Regions from separate parts of the Homo sapiens genome. Here region 1 is linked to region 2. Evidence: read pairs that join two places in POLR2A ChIA-PET (ENCODE). Cell type or tissue: PC-9. All regions are shown on one strand. Links, peaks and the distances in the headings refer to the core of each region. The heading gives the core; the rest is flanking DNA.

The links. ChIA-PET counts read pairs that join two places held together with the same protein. Peaks named below come from ENCODE experiments on the same cell type or tissue, not always from the same donor. Only the 100,000 strongest peaks of a DNase experiment are listed, where the experiment ranks them.
Region 1: POLR2A ChIA-PET joins it to region 2 with 20 read pairs; 3 of 35 experiments call an interaction of 5 or more read pairs at or near these places.

What each region holds. Positions count from the first base shown.
Region 1 is chr2:172,831,728-172,841,331 of GRCh38, reverse strand. The region is part of intron 4 of RAPGEF4 (Rap guanine nucleotide exchange factor 4); the gene reads right to left. Among named protein-coding and RNA genes, the nearest start is that of RAPGEF4-AS1, 100 kb to the right of the region's middle. In PC-9, for the core only: no CTCF peak of the experiment used is centred there; DNase peaks (open chromatin) are centred at 1,671 and 4,751; H3K27ac peaks cover 2,871 bases.
Region 2 is chr2:172,910,791-172,920,394 of GRCh38, reverse strand. RAPGEF4 (Rap guanine nucleotide exchange factor 4) reads right to left here. Exons shown (of 31, transcript NM_007023.4): 5 at 2,521-2,593. Among named protein-coding and RNA genes, the nearest start is that of MAP3K20, 160 kb to the left of the region's middle. In PC-9, for the core only: no CTCF peak of the experiment used is centred there; a DNase peak (open chromatin) is centred at 2,084.

The sequences.
Region 1 (9,604 bases), core at 1,075-9,074, 79 kb after region 2:
GGGGAGCTGAAATGTATAACGATTACTTGGCAAGAAAGGAAGAAAGGGGGAAGGAGGAGGTGCTAGGCTCTTTTCAAGAACCAGTTCTTGAGGGAAGTAAGAGCGAGAACTCACTCACTTCTTGGAGTGGCACAAAGCCATTCATGAGGGATCTGCCCCCACCAGCCAAACACCTTCCACAGGCCCCACCTCCAACAGTGAGATCAAATTCCAACATGAGACTTTGTGGAGCCCAACAAACTATATCCAAACCATAGCATGCATTTTTCTGGGGAGAGGGTCTATCACTTTCATCAGGATCTCAAAATAGTTTTGGACACTGTTAATTCAAGGCTTTCCCTTATCACATTAGCTTTTAAGCCCCATTCAGACATAGTGCTATGGCGTCAGCCCTGGGCCAGTAAGAGGAAAACCAAGGCTGGTCCTGGCTCTGCCAATGCCCAGCATGGTGGCCTTAGGGAAACAGTTGAAAGCTCTCTGGACCTGTTTCTGCTCTTCAGTTCATAGGCAATGAGTGATCTCTAAGACCCCTAGAGCTAACAAGACATCCCAAGACAATTTCCCTGAAAAAGGACCTGCTAAGGAAGAAGAGGGCAGCTTCACTTGATGCTTTTGGATTCTTTCCTACAAAAGAAGTATAATATTCACCTTAAATAAATCCATATCTAACTGCTAACAATTACTACCTTAATAAATATTAACTGGGTGCTCACGATGTGACAGTCAGCAGTGATGAACTTTTCATGCAGTCGCCTAAGACTTGGCTGTTACTGAGTAGCTCGCCCCAACACTGCAAATAACTCTAGCAGGTAAAGTAGACAGTAAAAGTATCAACAACTAAGAGAATGGCACAGAGGACCAAAGAACAAGTGGTTGATCACCCAATGGGTAGAATAGGCGTTGTGCAGATGTTGAAGTGGAAACATAGTACTCTGCTATGATAACCAGGTTGATCTGGCTAATCTGTCCTGTTGGGTCAGGGCTCACTCCTTCTTCGCCTTCCAGAATTGCATGATCAGTTAAGAGAACAGTTTTCCTTCCTGGAGGAAAATGTTTCTTTAAAGATTTGGAAGTAGCTGCACTCTGGCTCAGAACCTCTAAACCAGCTCTGACAGGAATAGAGAGCCATAAACAAACAAAAAGCTAGCGAACACAGATCCTTAATGGAAGAGAAGCCATATAATGAATAATTTGGACCCAGGGATGCTCTGACCATAATTCGTCACATGCTCAAAGGTTTCAATGGAGGAAGTAAGATTTTATAAAAGCTTTGAATTAGAGATGAAACACAAGACAAAGTACTAAAGAGAAAGAGGCTTTTAGCACTTAAGAGAACAGAAAATATGATATTGATCATTTCACTTCTTGACCCATACATGTTCCTCTTAATGTTAGCAACTTTTATATTGATACTCTGCCTTTCATATGCATATGACTTACCTCTTGAATTAGTACCTCCGTACGCCCAATGCCCAGGAATTTTTTTGTATCTCCTTTGTGTAATGATGTGCCACTACTAAATACTCAGTAAATATACTATGAATGAATAAAGGTAGCTTCTCCCTAAAGCTTAAGATGATGATAAAGCTGTCAGAGGTATGTAAACCAGAACAACTCCATCTTAAATAGGAACTGGGTAAAAGGAGGCTGAAACCTACCGGGCTGCATTCCCAGATGCTTAAGGCATTCTAACTCATAGGATGAGATAGGAGGTCAGCACAGAATACAGGTCATAAAGGCCTTGTTGATAAAACAGGTTGCAGTTAAGGAGCTGGCCAAAACCCACCAATACCAAATAATGAAGAGACTGACCTCTGGGCATCCTCACTGTTACACTCCCACCAGCGCCATGACAGTATACAAATGCCATAGCAATGTCAGGAAGTTACCCCATATGGCCTAAAAAGGGAAGGCATGAATAATCCACCCCTTCTTTAGTATATCATTAAGAAATAACCATAAATATGGGCAAACAGCAGCCCTCAGGGCTGCTCTGTCTACGGACTAGCCATTCTTTTATTCCTTTACTTTCTTAATAACATTGTTTTCACTTTGCACTGCAGACTCGCCCTGAATTCTTTCTTGTGTGAGATCCAAGAACCCTCTCTTGGCGTTCTTGGACCCCCGTTCCTACAGGACCCCTTTCCTGTAACAAAGCCAATGACCTGGCTTTATAAGGAAGCTGAACACTTTCTTCTAACTCACCATAATTAATATTCACGATGTATTTATTTCATTAAAAGTAAAAATATAAATGGAGGTCCTGAGTGTGTTGCTGATCTTTTAGGGGAGGGGTCATGGAGACCTACACCAGAAGAAAGCTGTTCCCTGTTTGGTGATGGGGATCAAAGGATGCATGGGAAGAAGAACTTGCTTATTGCCCAAACTTAGAAACTAGCTAAATTAATTTGTGCTTCTTAAGAAAAAAATAAGTGCAGTAAAGAACAACATATGGTTCAAATAAATAGGTTTTGGTTTTCTCTAACGCGTTTCATGCAAGTTTGCCTCCCATCCTCCCCTGTGACTGTGTTTGGTGTATCAAGTATATGTAAGATCACACTTCAGATAAATTTTCACATGTGTAAACTAAATTCCTAGAGAAGAGAAAATATTTGGGGTACACAATATCTTTAAATTTTACCAAAAACATTTATACAAAGTTTTCTGGAATCTCCTCCATACCAAGAGATCCTACAATAGTTTTTAAAACCCATATCTAGGTGATAAAAGAGATCTACAATTGAACTAATCACCAGCATGCTTAGAAAGCCTTTAAATTTATTTGAGATATTAACTTTCTACCGTGCATGAGATTTCCTCAAAGCTGCTTCTGGATCCTTTCCTTTTAGTCATAAATCAAATATCCAAAAGCTGGCTTATTTAATATTATCTTACTTCATTTTCTCTAAGTTAATCACTTTAGAACTAAACCTAATTGCAGGGATAACAAAGGCGGATTTCCCAGTGTGTTCTGGTGTGTGTGATCATGGTGGTATAATGGCCCATTACCATGACTCTGATCTTTCTATGAAGTGTACTGAAGTTAAAATGGGGAAGATATTTTTGAGGAGGATATTCTTTCACGTCATGATATCCACAGAGAAATAAACATGTTTCATTTTTTAGGATATCAAAGGGAAGACCCCCCAACAGGTCACTTCTTGTAGGAAATGATATGTAGCAATGTGAGAGACTAAAGTGAGAACAGTAGCCTTAGCCTTCTGGTACTCTTTTGCCTCAGCCTTCTGGTATTCTTCTGGTATTCTAAGAGGGTGCTCTTTTCCAAAGTATCTCTTGATTGTTCACCCCAGAGTCTCATAAGAAGCATGACCAACACAGTAGGCACTTCATGTTTGTTGGATTTAACTTAAGGTTGTAGATTTCCATTTTTTCCTAAGTGTTGGTGAGAATGGAATACTACACCATATTTGAGCTATTGTTCTCCAAGTGAATATAAGCATTTTTCTTGGCTGGGCAGAGTGGCTCACACCTGTGATCTCAGCACTTTGGGAGGCTAAGGTGGAAGGATCACTTGAGGATGGGAGTTTGAGACCAGCCTGAGCAACATAGTGAGATCCCATTACCACCAAAATAAATTTAGCCAGGCAAGGCGGTGCACACCTGTAGTCCCAGCTAATCAGGAGGCTGAGGTGGGATTGAACCCAGGAGTTCAAGACCACAGTGAGCTACAATTACCCCACTGCACTCCAGCCTGGGCAACAGAGTGAGATAATAGAAAAAGAATACCTTTCTATTATAACATACACTCCATTAAAGAAGGTTGAAACTGCATTTATTTGTTTATTTACTTGTTTATTGGTTTGTTTGGTTTGTTGGTTGGCTGGTTCGTCACTGATAATGCTTGATCATAGGATGGTAAGAGAGAAAAATGGTGTGGTACAAATCACAAGTTTTGAAGTCAGACAGAGCAAGTTTAAATCCTAACTCTTTCACTTTACTAGCCATACAACCCTGGGCAAGCTCCTTAATCTCTCCAAGTCTCCATTTTCTTACTTATAAAATGGGATAATCACCCCCACCGGCCAATGTTGTTAGGAGGATTAAATAAGACAATGTATATAAGATGGCTACTTAGCATAATGACAAGCCCATAGCAAGCATTAGTCATATAGCTATTTTTATGTTTATAATTGCCTCAAAAGCCCATAGTTAGGATTCAGCAAAATGTATACACACACACACCCAACATGGTTCTTGACATACACAGTAATAAATGGTAATGCTCATGTTCTGTAAGAACACAATTTAAAATGCAATATGAGCCATTCTCCTTACATACCTCAGGGAGCTTTCTCACATGACTGTGCTCCTGGCCACATTTCTATGTGCCATTATAGCACATACCTAGGTCTATCTCAGACATATATCAAACACTTCACAAATCTCTCACTCTGAATAAACTCTAACAATGTTTCTCAATTGCCAGAAATCACAAAAATAGAAATAATCATCAGAATTCAGATCTGCAATGAGAATTCTGGTAAACATGAGTACTTTGATGTGGCACTTTGGGTTGTTGAAAGCACTAAATGACTAGTGTTGAGGATGCTAGCCACGAGCTATTTCCAGCCCTCGTTGTATTTCCTGGCTTTACCTGGATGGGATGTGTGCTGAAAGCAGATTTGTTACACATGCCTTACAAATAATTATGGCCTGACTGGTCTCCTGTGTCACATCCTCAAGTCTCTTCTCATGACTCATCATTCAGCTGGAAAGCAGGAAGTGCTCCATTTGGGGGAGGAAGTCAAAAGGACGCCACACCTCAGGACAATACCCTTCTTACCTAAGCAGTGTTATTATTCTACCAGGCAACACCCAAACAGAGCGTGTTTAATCACATGGACAGAATGGGAGATCAGGGCTATGAGGTTGCTCTAGGATATCACAACTGAGACGTCACACACCACAGAGCTACAACGAAGTTGAGTTCTGGTGGTGCCAAAGGCATCACACCTTTAACCTCAAAGCACAGAGTCTTTGAGGCATTTGCTTCTTCTGGCATTTCTCCTGGAAATTGCCATAGACATGTGGAGGCAGAAGAGGGTGTGTTTTGCATGTATTTATGCAGGCATATGTGTCCATACATGAGAGATTTTTGGCATTCAAAGGAAGCTACCATGAAGATTTTGGCTGCCAAAATTGTTAGCTATTGTTTTTTCACTAATTTGCATCTAAAAAAATAAGCCTGAGATTATACCAAGATGTGACATCTTTTATGGAGTGGAAGGTATATTTCCATTTCAACAAGTTAGATTTACCTCACTTTTCACTTCTATTCAGAAAGTCTGGAGTAATTACAACTATCACCCTCATTCAAAGTCAGGAACAAAAAGCCAGAAAGAGATTGGAAGAATGATACTCAATCTCACCCTCTTTCCAGCCCTAGACCCACATTCTAATTTAGAAGCCTTAGAGGAATGGAATGCTCGCTAGTCTTAGTTCTTTCTGGATCTCAATCTTCCCTTGCCACTGAGAATTTGATTTCTGAATTGGAAATGTATACTGGTTAAGAGATTGTTGTTATTTGAAAATTGTATATTTTTTAGCAAGTCATAATCATATATTTAAGGTATGTATCAATAAGGATAAATAATTTTATTATCATAAGTATCAAGAACGTATTCTAATGATTTATATTCATAAAACATATTTAATATCAGGTTATATATTTCTAAAATTGTTATCATTTAATGAAATTCTTTCACTCAGTGTTTATTCATGTGCTAGGCATGCCACCACCACACAAGCTATATTTTATTATCTCACTTTACAGGTGAGAAAACTGAGGTACAAACTTCTGGTCCAGTATCACACTGCCAAAAAGCAGTAAAACCTCATTTTGATACCATGCCCATGTGCTTTCCACTGTAGAAACTGTCTCTTCTATTTATTAATGAGCATGCATATTGTTGGATATGTTTGCAGCTTGGTCAACAGTTTAGAAATAATGTTTTATAAAGATTTAAATCACTAACAACACACCAGTAATCCAATAGCCACTTATACACATCCTTTAATTGATCTGAACACAATTAGCAACTGCATATCTGTCCTCTAAGACACCAAAATGAATGTGGCATCTGTTTCACATATCAAAGCTGCTAGGTGACACCACTATGAGCACTCACAACTCACTTCTTCACGGTCTATTTACTCTTGCTTAGACGCATATCATTTCCCAACCTTTAGCAGAGAAAAGGCACCAGGAGCAGAGGAAAGAGAGCAGTTTGATCTCAGTGAGAAGGGACGGCTGGCAACTTAGAGCAACTCTGTAACGTACTGGTGTCAGCTAGTGGGGGGCAAAAACTCCTACATAGCTCAGAAGCCTCAGAGGGCGCCAGTCAACTGAAGTACGGAATAGGAGCATAAGCTGATAAGGATGACATTGCCATTATGCCACAGGAAAACAAAATGTAATATTTCACCTAAGAAAAAAATCAAAGAAAGAGAACAGAATTTAATAAAAAAATTCTTTCAAGACTATTTCGATGTTTAAAGGAGAAAGAATGTGTGTAGAAAAGAGATTTCCCTTTATTGAAACCCAATCTTTTGTAGAGGTTCTCATTTTTCAAAGTGGTTAAAAGTCATTTGTTTGGTTCAGATTTCTGATTTTTTCAGATTTTGGAATATTTGCAGAATGTTTACCCCTAATCTGAAAACCTGAAATCCCAAATGTTCCAATTAGAAGAAGAAGAAGAAGAAAAAAGCAGTTGCTTGGGATTTTATAAACAAATAAACAAATTTATTTACAATGGGATTATTTCTTGTTGAGAGAGGTTTCAGAGCATGCAGAAAAGTAGCTTTATCTTCCTGTTTACTAGCACCAGTCACCACAATTGTAGCATTATCTCCAAATCAAGTTTTATGAAGAGTAGTTCTCTTCCTCTGCCTTTATAATATGTACCCCATCTTGGACACTCCTTTCAATCTCTCTTCCCTGAGTTTTTTGAAGCTGCCTCTGCTATTTTCCACACATGATTATATCCCATTTTACTAGAACCACTGAAGGCCAATACATTGAGCACTGGGATGATAAGATTGAGGCACAAAAGTGGAATTACTTTGTTTTTGCATTCAGTGTTCTTTAGCTTCAACTCTACTAGAAACTCCAATTGAAAGTATCTGGTGTGTAAAGAGAAAGAGAGACCATGCAGCCAATGGCTAAGCCATTGATCCAGCCAAGAAAAACAGCACGTGATAGAATTTCAAAATGCCTTCTTCCTCTGAGTTTCCCCCAAATAGATAAGGATGAATAAGTGCTGGGAATTGCGTCTTGGAGCCAACAGATCCAAGAACTAACTAATTTGGAATTAGCTTCCTGAAGTAGCATCTCCCCAGTAGAAAAAGGATAAAAACATCAAACAGATAAATTAAAATAATTTCCAGGAGAAGCAGTAGACAATAAAATGATTTTTTAAAAGTTTTGCTTCAATAGTGATACTGTATGTCCTTAGGGATGTGTAACTGGGGCATAGTTCACAGGAAGAAATTACAGGGAAAAAAATTAATGAATGAAATGTCTTGAGGAAAAAACTCATAAAGGAAATGCTTCTTCAGTCCTAAGCGCCTAGTCACAAAATGTATCTGGAACAAAACCCTGGAAAAGATATTTTAATGCGTATGGCAAAAGGGGCACGTTTCTTTAATTTACAAAGTGTTCTTATAATCTCATAAACTGTAGATACAACCCAATAGAGTACTGAACAAAAGATGTGAACCAGCCATTCACAGACCAAAAACAGTACAACTGCCAAGAAATATTTAAAAGATGCGTGATTAGGGAAATACAAAGCGAAGTAATAAAAATTTTCAAAGTTTGAAATTACTCAGGTTAAAGAACTGAAAAAACAAGTATACTCCTACACTGTTGTGGAGAGTGAAAATTGCTTCAGACTTTCTAGAGTGTAACTAGAAAATATTTATCAAATTTTAAGTTTTGTATAACATCCATAAAATGCGTTCTTCCCCTTAGTTTCCCCCAAACAGATACTATGTAAATAGTTACCATATCATATTGTTTAGGGAATAATGACAAAAAAAAAAAAAAAAACCCAAACCTCTGTACATGTTCAGTGCCATACCTTTTTTGGATTTTTTTTTTTTTTCTGAGACGGAGTCTCGCTCTGTCGCCCAGGCTGGAGTGCAATGGCGTGATCTCGGCTCATTGCAACCTCCACCTCTCAGGTTCAAGTGATTTTCCTGCCTCAGCCTCCTGAGTAGCTGGGATTACAGGCGTGTGTTACCACTCCCAGCTAATTTTTGTGTTTTTAGTAAAGACAGCGTTTCGCCATGTTGGCCAGGCTAGTCTTGAACTCCTGACCTCAGGCGATCCGCCCACCTTGGCTGGGATCACAGGCGTGAGCCACCGCGCCCAACTGGCATATTTTTTTGAAATCTGGGGTTAGTTGAATCCATGGATGTGTAACCCATGGATACCAAGAGCCAATTCTATTAGCCAACCATTAGTCTGAAAATAATGACATTAAAGTAAAGGAAAGATAGGGCAACCTATACTTCTTTTTCCTTTTAGTCCTTCCTTACTGTGAGTAAGCTGAAGATAGTCAGTGTTGGTTAGAATGTGCATGCATCAAGAAGCAAAATGAAAACAGTTGAATCAGTTTTGTGCAAAGTTTCCACTGCCCTAGTAAGAATGAAATATATACACATGTCCGAGCTAGGAAGTTCAAATTATGTAGTTTGGGTCATTCTGCATGTAAGTTAAATGGTCTTATATTTGCATTTAAAACTGGTATTGCACCACAGATAAACAAATTTATGCTAATAATTTAAAATGTGGGTTTTTCTTTACTTAGAACATTAAATGGCAAAGAACAAAATGAGGAGTTGAGATAGAGAACACAGAAAAAGTTAATATTTTTTCCTCTGAGGAGAACAAGAGATCCCATATTTTTATTTCGCACTGGGCCCCACAAATTATGTAGTTAGCCTTGTCTGTACTGTTTGAACTTTGTATACATATGCCCTATTTTTGTATATTAAAAATAGGTTTCTTTTTACCTGCCCCACTCACTCCTTTACTTTATGAGCTTTATGCTACCTCTTACCTCAGACGATCATAGATCTGTTTATTAATTTCTAAAAAAAATTCAAAAACTGGTAAGATCCAGAGGGAACCGGCAACCAAAAGACAACAGGTGCCCAAATGAAGAAACACTTTTAATAAACAAAGGCAATATTTCACACTATTATTCCTGCTCTCCTTTCCTTCTGTGGGTAAACACTGTCCCTGATTTATAGCTCTGTAACCATAGTCAGCACAATGAAATTAAGCAAGAATAATATGCCAGATTAAAACACCCAAACCCAATTTTACGAACTCAATATATGGCAGCTGCACTGTCAATATAAATATTTATTCTCTCAAAGGACATGGATGCAAGGTCATCTACCCCACAAGGGATGCTTGCCTTGATGAGTGCACACATATCAACTCAGGAAATGTAGATCAGTAGAGGTAATTTACAGGGATAACGTCTTCGAAAATTAGTAGAAAAAGAATTTCTCTTGTGGCATTTACTAGCATGGTACCAATTTGATATCCCATAGTCTTAATAGAGACTAA
Region 2 (9,604 bases), core at 888-8,887:
AATATGGATTGGGTGGCGGATGTTACTAAGGAAAATCATGCCAGCTATTAGGTGTGATTGTGGTGCTCTGGTTACACATGAAAAAGTCCTTATTTTCAAAAATGCCTGGTGACATATTTGGAGTGACGTGTATATGTGATTGTGATTAGAAGAAAAAAAATGTCAAAAATAATATTAAAATGCATATTAATTTACTACTAAGAAATATATTGAAGTATTAAACTATTGACATCAGTTAAATGAAAGTGATGAAAATAAGGGTGTTAACTGTATCATTCTCTCCACTTTCTGTATGTTTGAAATTTTTCATAATAAAAAGTAAAAAATGTCTTGGGGAAATCAGGCCTAGACTAGACCAAGGGTGAGATAGTGAAGGTTCACAGCCAGTTGACTCATCTCTGCCCTAAAATCCAAAGAGATGAGGCCCAAGGCCAGGTGGCTGCAGAGGGAACTGAAAGGAAGACTGTGAACATGCAAAGGAAGGGCGCTGGGCCCGGGCAAGCAGGGGTGATGGCGAGAGAAAGGAGGAGTCCAAAATGGCTGAGGTTTGGAGCCCAGCACAAGAGGAGAACAATGGAATTGTCAGAAACCGGCCTCTCCAGAGGAGGGGCTGGTTTTGCGGGAATCAGAATGTGTTCCCTTATCAACATTTTGAGCTTGAGAGGCCAGCAGGACAACCAGGTAGAAAAAGAACCTGAGGTCACCTGGAAACTTAGGCTGCCCCTGGAAGGATCAAACAGAGGTGTTGGTTTGGGAAGTGTTTGTATCAGTTGCAGGAAAGGATGCCATGGAAGAGGGGAGAGTGAGTATGGAGAAGGAAAGAGAAAAGAAGCCATGGCTAAACTCTTCCATAAGCGGGGGAAGAAGTACCTATGGAAGAGACCAAAATGTGAGTGGCCAGAGAGAGAGGAGGAAGCCAGGATAACACAGTGGTGCCCCGGGAGCCAAGGCGGAATGGAGTCTGGACGTGGGCAACGGGAATGATCAGGTCTGGTTATTGGTTGGTCACTGGTAACTTTAGAGTGGTTTATTCAAGAAGTATGGGGCAAAATCCAGACTTTGAGGGGTCGAAGAGTGACTGGAGGTGAGGAAATAGCCTATGCCATTTGGGAGCTTTTTACATGCCTGGCACCCTTTGAAACAACATACTTTGATTCACTTGATCTTCACAACAACCCTCTGAGGAAACCAAGGCACAGAGAGACTACGTGCCTTGCCAGATGTCAGCTAGAAGACAGCATTGCTGGGATTGCAACTCAGGTGCTTTAATTAGCCAGCCATCCCTGGCTCAGCCAGGAGAGAAAGAAAGCAAGAACAAGAGAGGAAAGGAAGGATGAACCTGTCCCTCCCACCCTCCTCCTCTGCAGGAAAGCAGAAGGCAAATGGGGAGACAGGGCAGAGGCTGCATAGAAATAGTGAAATGCGGGGAGGAAAATGAGGATGTTCACTCAGGATTGCGGTCAAGCAGGGAGAGAGATCTCTTGCAGTGAGTGACTGGTCAGCGAGGGAGGGTGGGAATTCTAGGATCCAGGAAGAGGATCTGAAGGGTGGCTGGCTGTGGCTCTGAAGATGCAGGGACTACCTGCTGCATCACTGGGTCTGCTGGCTGAAGCACTATAGCTCCAAAGACTCCAGGACCTGGAATCTTGTTATATGTGTACACACAAGAGCTTCATAAGGAGACTCACAGATGCAATGGTAACGAACGCTAACCATGTTTCCGACATGCATGAACAGATCAAAAGACTCAGGGGACATACGGGTTTCTTTGAGTTTAGTGGGGACCCACTAGAGAAGAATACCACAGAGAAAAACTTCGTTTCTTTGCTGACCAGCCAGAGACTGGTCTCTCATAAAAGGCCTGGATGTTTTAAATTAAAAATATTTAATATGTACAACACATTGTTTTGATATACATATACCTAGTGAAATGACTACTCCAGTTAAGCAAATTAACCTATCTGTCACCTTCCATAGTCACTTTGTGTGTGTGTGTGTGTGTGTGTGTGTGTGTGTGTGTGTGGTAAGAGCATCTAAAGTTCACAAAGGCCTGGAATTGGAAGAGGCCATGATTTAGAAGATTAAATAAATGACTCACCCCACTTCTCCTCTTCATCAATAGAGTAAAAAAAAAAAAAAAAAAAAAAGCAAGAGGTGGGGCTCTCAGGTATCCAGATGGGACTGAAACAAATACAGTTCGTGCATCCCTTCTTTAAAAGGGCACAGAAAGAACACTGGATTTCACTATAAGATGAAGATATTTTGGGAAAGTATTCTATGCATGCCAAAGTTCCAGCTGGCACCAGAGCATACCTCTCTCTATCAGCTAAGACCACAGACTAATACTATATTAACCATTTCTTTAAAAATATCTCCAGTGTGAGCTGGCAGGTTTGTTTATCCACAAAAGAGTCTGGAGACTTACTCTGACAAGCTGGTGTAGGACATATTTTTTGTCACATGAAAACACATACCACACGACAAATTTTTAGATACAAAATGTTCACATTTTCCACTTACTGTCATTGTTAGAGCCCGTTTCCATAACACCATAAGGAGGAGCCAGAAGTCCTGCCATATACTGTCGATATTTCTGAAAGACAAGATTGTAAACTCAACACACAGATATTTACTTGCTTTGAGCATTCATTTATTTACATGTTAAAAAGCAGAAATGCTGGGTGTCAGGAAGCATCTGAGCCTTGTATTTATAGAGCCATGAAACGTGTTCTCCGGGGTCTCTGGTCTGAAATAAAGATGTTGTGTTCTAAACAGGTCTTCCTGAATAAGACTGAATGTGCCCGGGGGCAGGGGTTCTATCTCCGCCAGTTCATTTATATATCTGTGGCTGCCTGAATTGTGTGGGATATTTAGCACCCCCTGCACCCCTCCCCAACCCCACAAACACAAGCTCAGCTTTTTGTAGAGGGAAAAGGCACTCGAGCTTTATAGATGCAGATACAAATAAATGTGCTGCCTACTTAATAGGTGAATGGCACTGAATCAGCTTCTTTCAAAGCAAAAAGAAACGCATCTTGAGAAAAATGTCTTTTTTGAAAGAAGCTGATTCGCTTCCATTTACCTACTTCCTTTTACATCGTACACCTGCCTGTTTATGTGACCTCCAAAGAACTTTTGCTATGTGTCAAATAAAATAGTTTAGCTTAATTTAGAACTATTTGGATTCCCCTGAATTGTAACTGCCTGACTTTTGGTCCAAGCTTGCTCTAAAACCTGGCACTTAGCATAAGGTATTAGCCCCAGGAGTCTGTGCTGTTTAGGAGGGATAAGGCTTGGTGAGAATAAAGCCATCTAGAGCATCCAACTAGAGAGGAGTGACATTTATAAAGAATGGAAAATGAATATTAGCCACCCTCTCTTCTCAGGTCATAAATACAATCTCCTCCCCTTTCAGAATGGAAGCTGGGCAATTTTATTTATTGCATGGTGTCATGTATATTTATGGTTTATAATTACGATGACACATACATGTTAAATAGCATCAAAAGAATCAACACTCCATAGTGTGCTTGTGGGTTGCACAAACGTCAGCAGAAAAGACTTCATCTGTAGCAATGGGCAGCTGGCAGCACGCAGTATTGGGGCAACCATCTGGCCCATTTGGTAGATTTGAATGGCGTTTGTAATGTGACATTGATGCTTTCTCAAAAGAGCCTTCTTCTAGTCAAGATGTAACTAGCTTTTTAAAAATTCTTTTTTTCTTCTCATTCTGAGGCAACTATACCAACACCTGCATGCAAACATTAAAACCATGATTTCCTCAGCCTCTGAGCTAAGTGATCACTCAGACATACCCACAGGACCAATATATCACCCTGCATTCCTGATATTTCCTTAGATCATTTCTTAATTCTGATTCTCTTCTTTCTTATGAGACACCATCTACTCTTCTTCTTCTTCATGAGACAGCATTCACTAAGCAGCACATTTCTGGGCTTCATATTATGCTGGACTGTAAACAAAACAGGCCCAGAGAGAGCAGAGGAGGACTGGTTATGTTGTAAGGTTTTGTGACTCCTGATTACCATTATCAACTCCCTAACAGGCTCCTAAAAGAAATACTTCCTGTTAAATTGAAGGGGCCATTTCACTTTGCTTAGAAATATTGTCTTGGATGTGACGGGTGTTCTTTGTCTCAGGCACCTTAATGTCAATCCCCATGAGCTCCACGGAAGCACCTTCCTGATCCCTGAATGAATGGGACTTCATCTTCCTTCAAGCCCCATAGCACCTGGTCTGTTGCTGTCTTGTGGAGCACACCATCAGGGTCGCTGCTAGTGGGAACAGAAACTAGAGCAGCCCTGTGGGCAGGAGTGTGTGGGCTGGATTCCAGGACTTGTGCATATTGAGCATCTACTATGTACAGTGTCTCAGGATGGGCTTACAGTACAGAACAAGTAAACAAGGTCCTGTGCACTTGTGAAATGTCCATTTTCTTCAACACAGGGAACTATGTCTTGCACATAATACAAACTTAGTACTTATCTGTTGACTCTCTAAATTTTTCTAGAAAATTTCAACAGATACAGAAATAGAATACCACATACTCCACATTCAACTTCAATAATTATTAACTCATGACCAATACTATTTCATCTACACATTTATCCACTTACCCCTTCTAGAATTATTTTGAAGCAAAACTCAGATATCTTTTTTTTTTTTTTTTTGAGACAGGGTCTCACTCTGTTGCCCAGGCTGGAGTGCAGTCGAGCAATCTCGGCTCACTGCAACCTCTGCCTTCCCAGTTCAAGCAATTCTCCAGCCTCAGCCTCCAGAGTAGCTGGGACAGGACCACAGACACACACCACCATGCCTGGCTAATTTTTTTTTTTGGAGAAACAGAGTTTCGTCATGTTGTCTAGGCTGGTGTCGAACTTCTGAGCTCAAAGCAATCCACCCGCCTCGGCCTCCCAAAGTGCTGGGATTACAGGCTTGAGCCACCATGCCTGGTCAGATATCATATCATTTAATCCATAATTATTTCAGCAGGAATTTCTAAAAGATAAAGACTCCTTTTTCCCAAAATAAAACCACAATACCATTATCACAGCTAAAAAATGTAATATATCCATAATATCCAGTTGATGGTCAAACTTTCTAATTGTTTCATTCATGTCATTGCTGAATTGAATTTAAAAATAATTCATTTAATAAGACAACATGGGTTCCAGCATAATAGCTTTTAGTATAGTGAAGATTACCAAATTAGGGTTGAAATATTTATACTTGTAAATTAAAAGTCAGTCCTTAAAATTGATGGGGCACTTTTTAATAAACATTCACTAAACCTGGGAGATTCATTCTTATGTAGCACCCTGCAGAACGCTCTATATTAATTAGGATAAAAACAGCTAACTAGAATAAAACCTGTATCAGAAAATTGGGATTTCTAAATTATTTGCATATAGCTTGATCTTTGGGCAGCATTTCATCTTCCAAGCACAAATTTAAAAAGCAGTTCATAAAAGAAAATACCATATGAAAAGATGCAGAACCTCACTCATAACAGAAAGGCACATAAAAACTACAGCGCAATATAATTTTTTAATCTGTCAGAATTGGCAAAGTTCCAAAAAGTTTGCTAATACACTATTGGTGAGAATGAAGCAAACATGTTATCTCATATATTGCTTATAGCAGTGTAAAATGATACAACCTCAGAGGCAGGCAATTTGGAAATATCTGTGTAATTCTTTTTCTTTTTCTTTCTCCCTCTTTCTTTCTTTCTATATTTCTTTCTTTCTCTTTCTCTCTCTTTCTCTTTTCTTCCTCTCTCCTTTCCTCCCTCCCTCCTTCCCTTCCTCCCTCCCTCTCTTCCTCCATATTCAGTGGCCAGTGACTAGATCTATCAAATTTTAAAATGCATATTTCCGGCAGGGCGTGGTGGCTCAGGCTTGTAATACCAGTTACTTGGGAGGGTGAGGCGGGAGAATCGCTTGAACCAGAAGGTGGAAGTTGCAGTGAACCAAGATCGTGCCATTGCACTCCAACCTGGGCAACTGAGTGAAACTCTGTCTCCAAAAAAAAAAAAAAAAAAAAAAAAAAAAAAAATGCATATTTCCTTTGACTGAGCTAGGAACCTCCCTCAGAGGGCAGATGCAGAGTCTCCTGAAATACCTGAATACATATGCAAACACATGTGCTTGTATGTAATAGTAAACCAAACAACAACAAAACAGGAAATTACTCAAATGTCCATTAGTAGAGGACACTGGGTTATTTTCTGAGACGATGATGGGTTATTTCTTGATAAATAGATGCTGTTGGAATAGTATGACGCCATGACAAAGAATGAAGCGGCACTACTTATATACAGATATGGAATGATCTATTGCTTTTAAATTTAAAAAGCAAACTACAGCATGGTGTATATACCATTTTGTGGGAATAAAAGATGTTTGTGTGTGTGAATATACATAAAGATCTGTAAATGTGTAGCTATCTACAAGAAAGTAGTAACCAGGATTGTCTCTGGAAAAGAGATCTGGGTGGCTGAGGGTCAAGCAGGAGAGAGACTTAGTTTTCACTATTCATTCTTTAGAACTTTTGACTTTTATTCCATGGGACTCAAGAACGGTTGATGTTCTTCTCTATTTTACATGTATTATTAAACTCTCTAATAGATTTCAAATGAAATGGAAGAAAGGATTCTACCAGTAAGACATCAAGCAAACAAACAAAACAAAAAACCATACAAACAATCAAAACAAAAAAAATTTTAAAGGAAGGAGTTAGAGAAAATAAGAGCTTATATATGAGTGCTCTGGTCAACTCTCCCAGCTGACTCCAGCCTTGGAGTCATTCCAACCCAGGAGCCAACACATGAGTGAAGACGCCTCCAGATAATTCTAGCTCCCAGCTAGCCAAGTCACCTCCAGCCACTCAAGTCACTTTTGTCATTCAAGTATTCGCAGATGAGGCTCCAGACAAGTTATTCCCCACAGCATCCTGTTCAAATTTGTGACCCACAGAAATCTGTGAGCATAATGAAGTGATGGTTGGCAAATGCTGTTAAGTTTGGCATGGTTTGTTACACAGCAATAGATAACTGAAGCAGAATTTGATACCTGAAAGTGAGGTGGTGGTACAACAAAACCTAAGATGTGTGGCATGAATTTTGGGAGGAAGCCTGATGGGGCTGGCGGAGATTTGATGACAGTTTAAAGAAGAGTGAGGGCTGGGCGCAGTGGCTCATACCTGTAATCCCAGCACTTTGGGAGTCTGAGGCAGGTGGATCGCCTGAGGTCAGGAGTTCAAGACCAGCTTGGCCAACATGGTGAAACCCCATCTCTATTAACAATACAAAAATGAGCCAGGCATGGTGGTGGGCGCCTGTAATCCCAGATAGTTGAGAGGCTGAGGCAGGAGAATTGCTTGAACCCGGGAGGTGGAGGTTGCAGTGAGCCGAGATTGTGCCACTGCACTCCATCCTGGGCGACAGACAAACACTCCATCTCAAAAAAAAAAAAAAAAAAAAGAGTGAGGGAGGCATTAATGGAAGATGGAAGACACTCACACTCACCCTTGTTTTGCAGTGGTGGAAAGTTGAGCAAAACTGATGCCTGCAGGAATGTGGAAAATGAAAAGTGCCCCTGAGGAACTGATGGATCTAGCCAAAGAGGCTTCTAGGAAAAATACCCGTGGCAGCTGCTTTCTCTTAGCTGTATATTTTAAGGTGCATACACAGATGAGCTAACAAAGGAGTCATTTAGTTTGTATTCAGAATTTAGAGTAAATATAAATTAGGGTCTAGGACTTGCAGAGTTCAAAAATAAAGCTATTTCTAACCACTCTCAATAAAATATTTTCAAAGTTAGAAAGGGCCTCATGACAAAGATCAAATATAGGGCATTGGCAGGAAAACAAAGCCTCAGAGTAAGGAGGCCAACTGTGCAACTGTAAAACCCTGCTTTAAGACTTCAGAAAGATTTAAGGTGGTGCTTCACAGATTGTTTTAGATACGCAAAAGACTTTTTAAAAGAATCTTAAGGATGCTATATCACAGTAACCACAAAAAGGTTCAAAGTAGGAAAAGGCTTATGCAAAGATGCACATGGGTATGGTTTTGTCTAATGAAATGGATGATAAATTGATACATAAGAAACCTATTAAGATTTTCAACAAATTACACTATCCTGGACTGTAAGAAACAGAGACAGTAACTAATAAAAAGAATCCTTTGGACCCTTCAAGTTCTATGAGCAGGAAGCAGGCTGAGAACTACTCAGCTACAACACAGAATATGTTTTATGAAAAGAGAACATGATTCAGAAGGTAGAACTAAAAACCCAGAAGGCAGAATCAGACTGGGTGTGGTGGCCCACACCTGTAATCCCAGCACTTTGGGAGGCAGAGGTGGGAGGATTGCTTGAGGCCAGGAGTTCGAAACCAGCCTGGGCAACATAGCCAGACCTCATCTCTACAACAAATTAAAATATTAGCCAGGCCTGGTGGCGTGTACCTGTAATCCGGGCTACTGGGGAGGCTGAGGTGGGAGGATCACATGGGCCCAGGAGTTCCAGGCTACAATGAGCTGTGATCACTGCACTCTAGCCTGAGTGACAGAGCAAAAATCCTGTCTCTTATGAAAAAAAAAAAAAAAAAAAAAAAAAGGCTTAGCACAGTGGTTCATGTCTGTAATCCCAACATTTTGGGAGGCCGAGGCAGGCAGATCACTTGAGGTCAGGAGTTTGAGACCTGCCTGGCCAACATGGTGAAACCTCGTCTCTACTAAAAATACAGAAATTAGCTGGGTGTGGTGGTACACGCCTATAATTCCAGCTACTCGGGAGGCTGAGGCAGGAGAATCCCTTGAACCCGGGAGGTGGAGGTTACAGTGAGCTGAGGTTGCACCACTGTACTCCAGACTAGGTGACGGAGTGAGACTCTGTCTCCAAAAAAACAAAAAAGGCAGAAAAGCCAGGAGCCACAGAAAACAACTCCCGGAAACTAGAATTGGACCTGATGCCATTTGCCCAGCTGGACTTCAGAATTGCTACAGATTGGTAACTTATGTGCCACATATTCCAACCTTTCCCCCGTGTTAAGTGAGAATGTCTGCTGCAGTTTCCCTATCCCCTATACCCATTGTTTGCTGGGTGTGGGGGACACGTAACTTGTCTCTTTCATTCATAGGTCTGAGATTGAGAAGAAGCATCATCAGGGAACTGTACCTAAGAAACAGCATTCAAGGTGCCTCATCCACATCCAGATCTGATTTAGCTGATGGGATCCTGGACTTTGAGTTGACGCCATAACAGGAACAACTCTGGGAGTCTCAAGAAAGGACAGAGTGCATTTCGGATGTGGGAGGGGTTGTGAACTGTCGTGGCCAGACAGTGGACTGAGGCAGCCTGCCTTTTCTAAAGATGAATATAACACTATCTCTCACCCCATACGCTTTCCTGAAAGGTGATGCTCTCTTTCCTTCATCAATAGGGACCATCTAGTTCCCCTCCTTTTGAACTTGGGCTGACCTGTGTGATTCTGTTGTAACCAATAGGATGCAGCGGATGTGATGCTGTGTGACTTCCCAGGTTAGGTCAGAAGAAGCCTTGCAGCTTCTCCTTGGTCTCCAGGA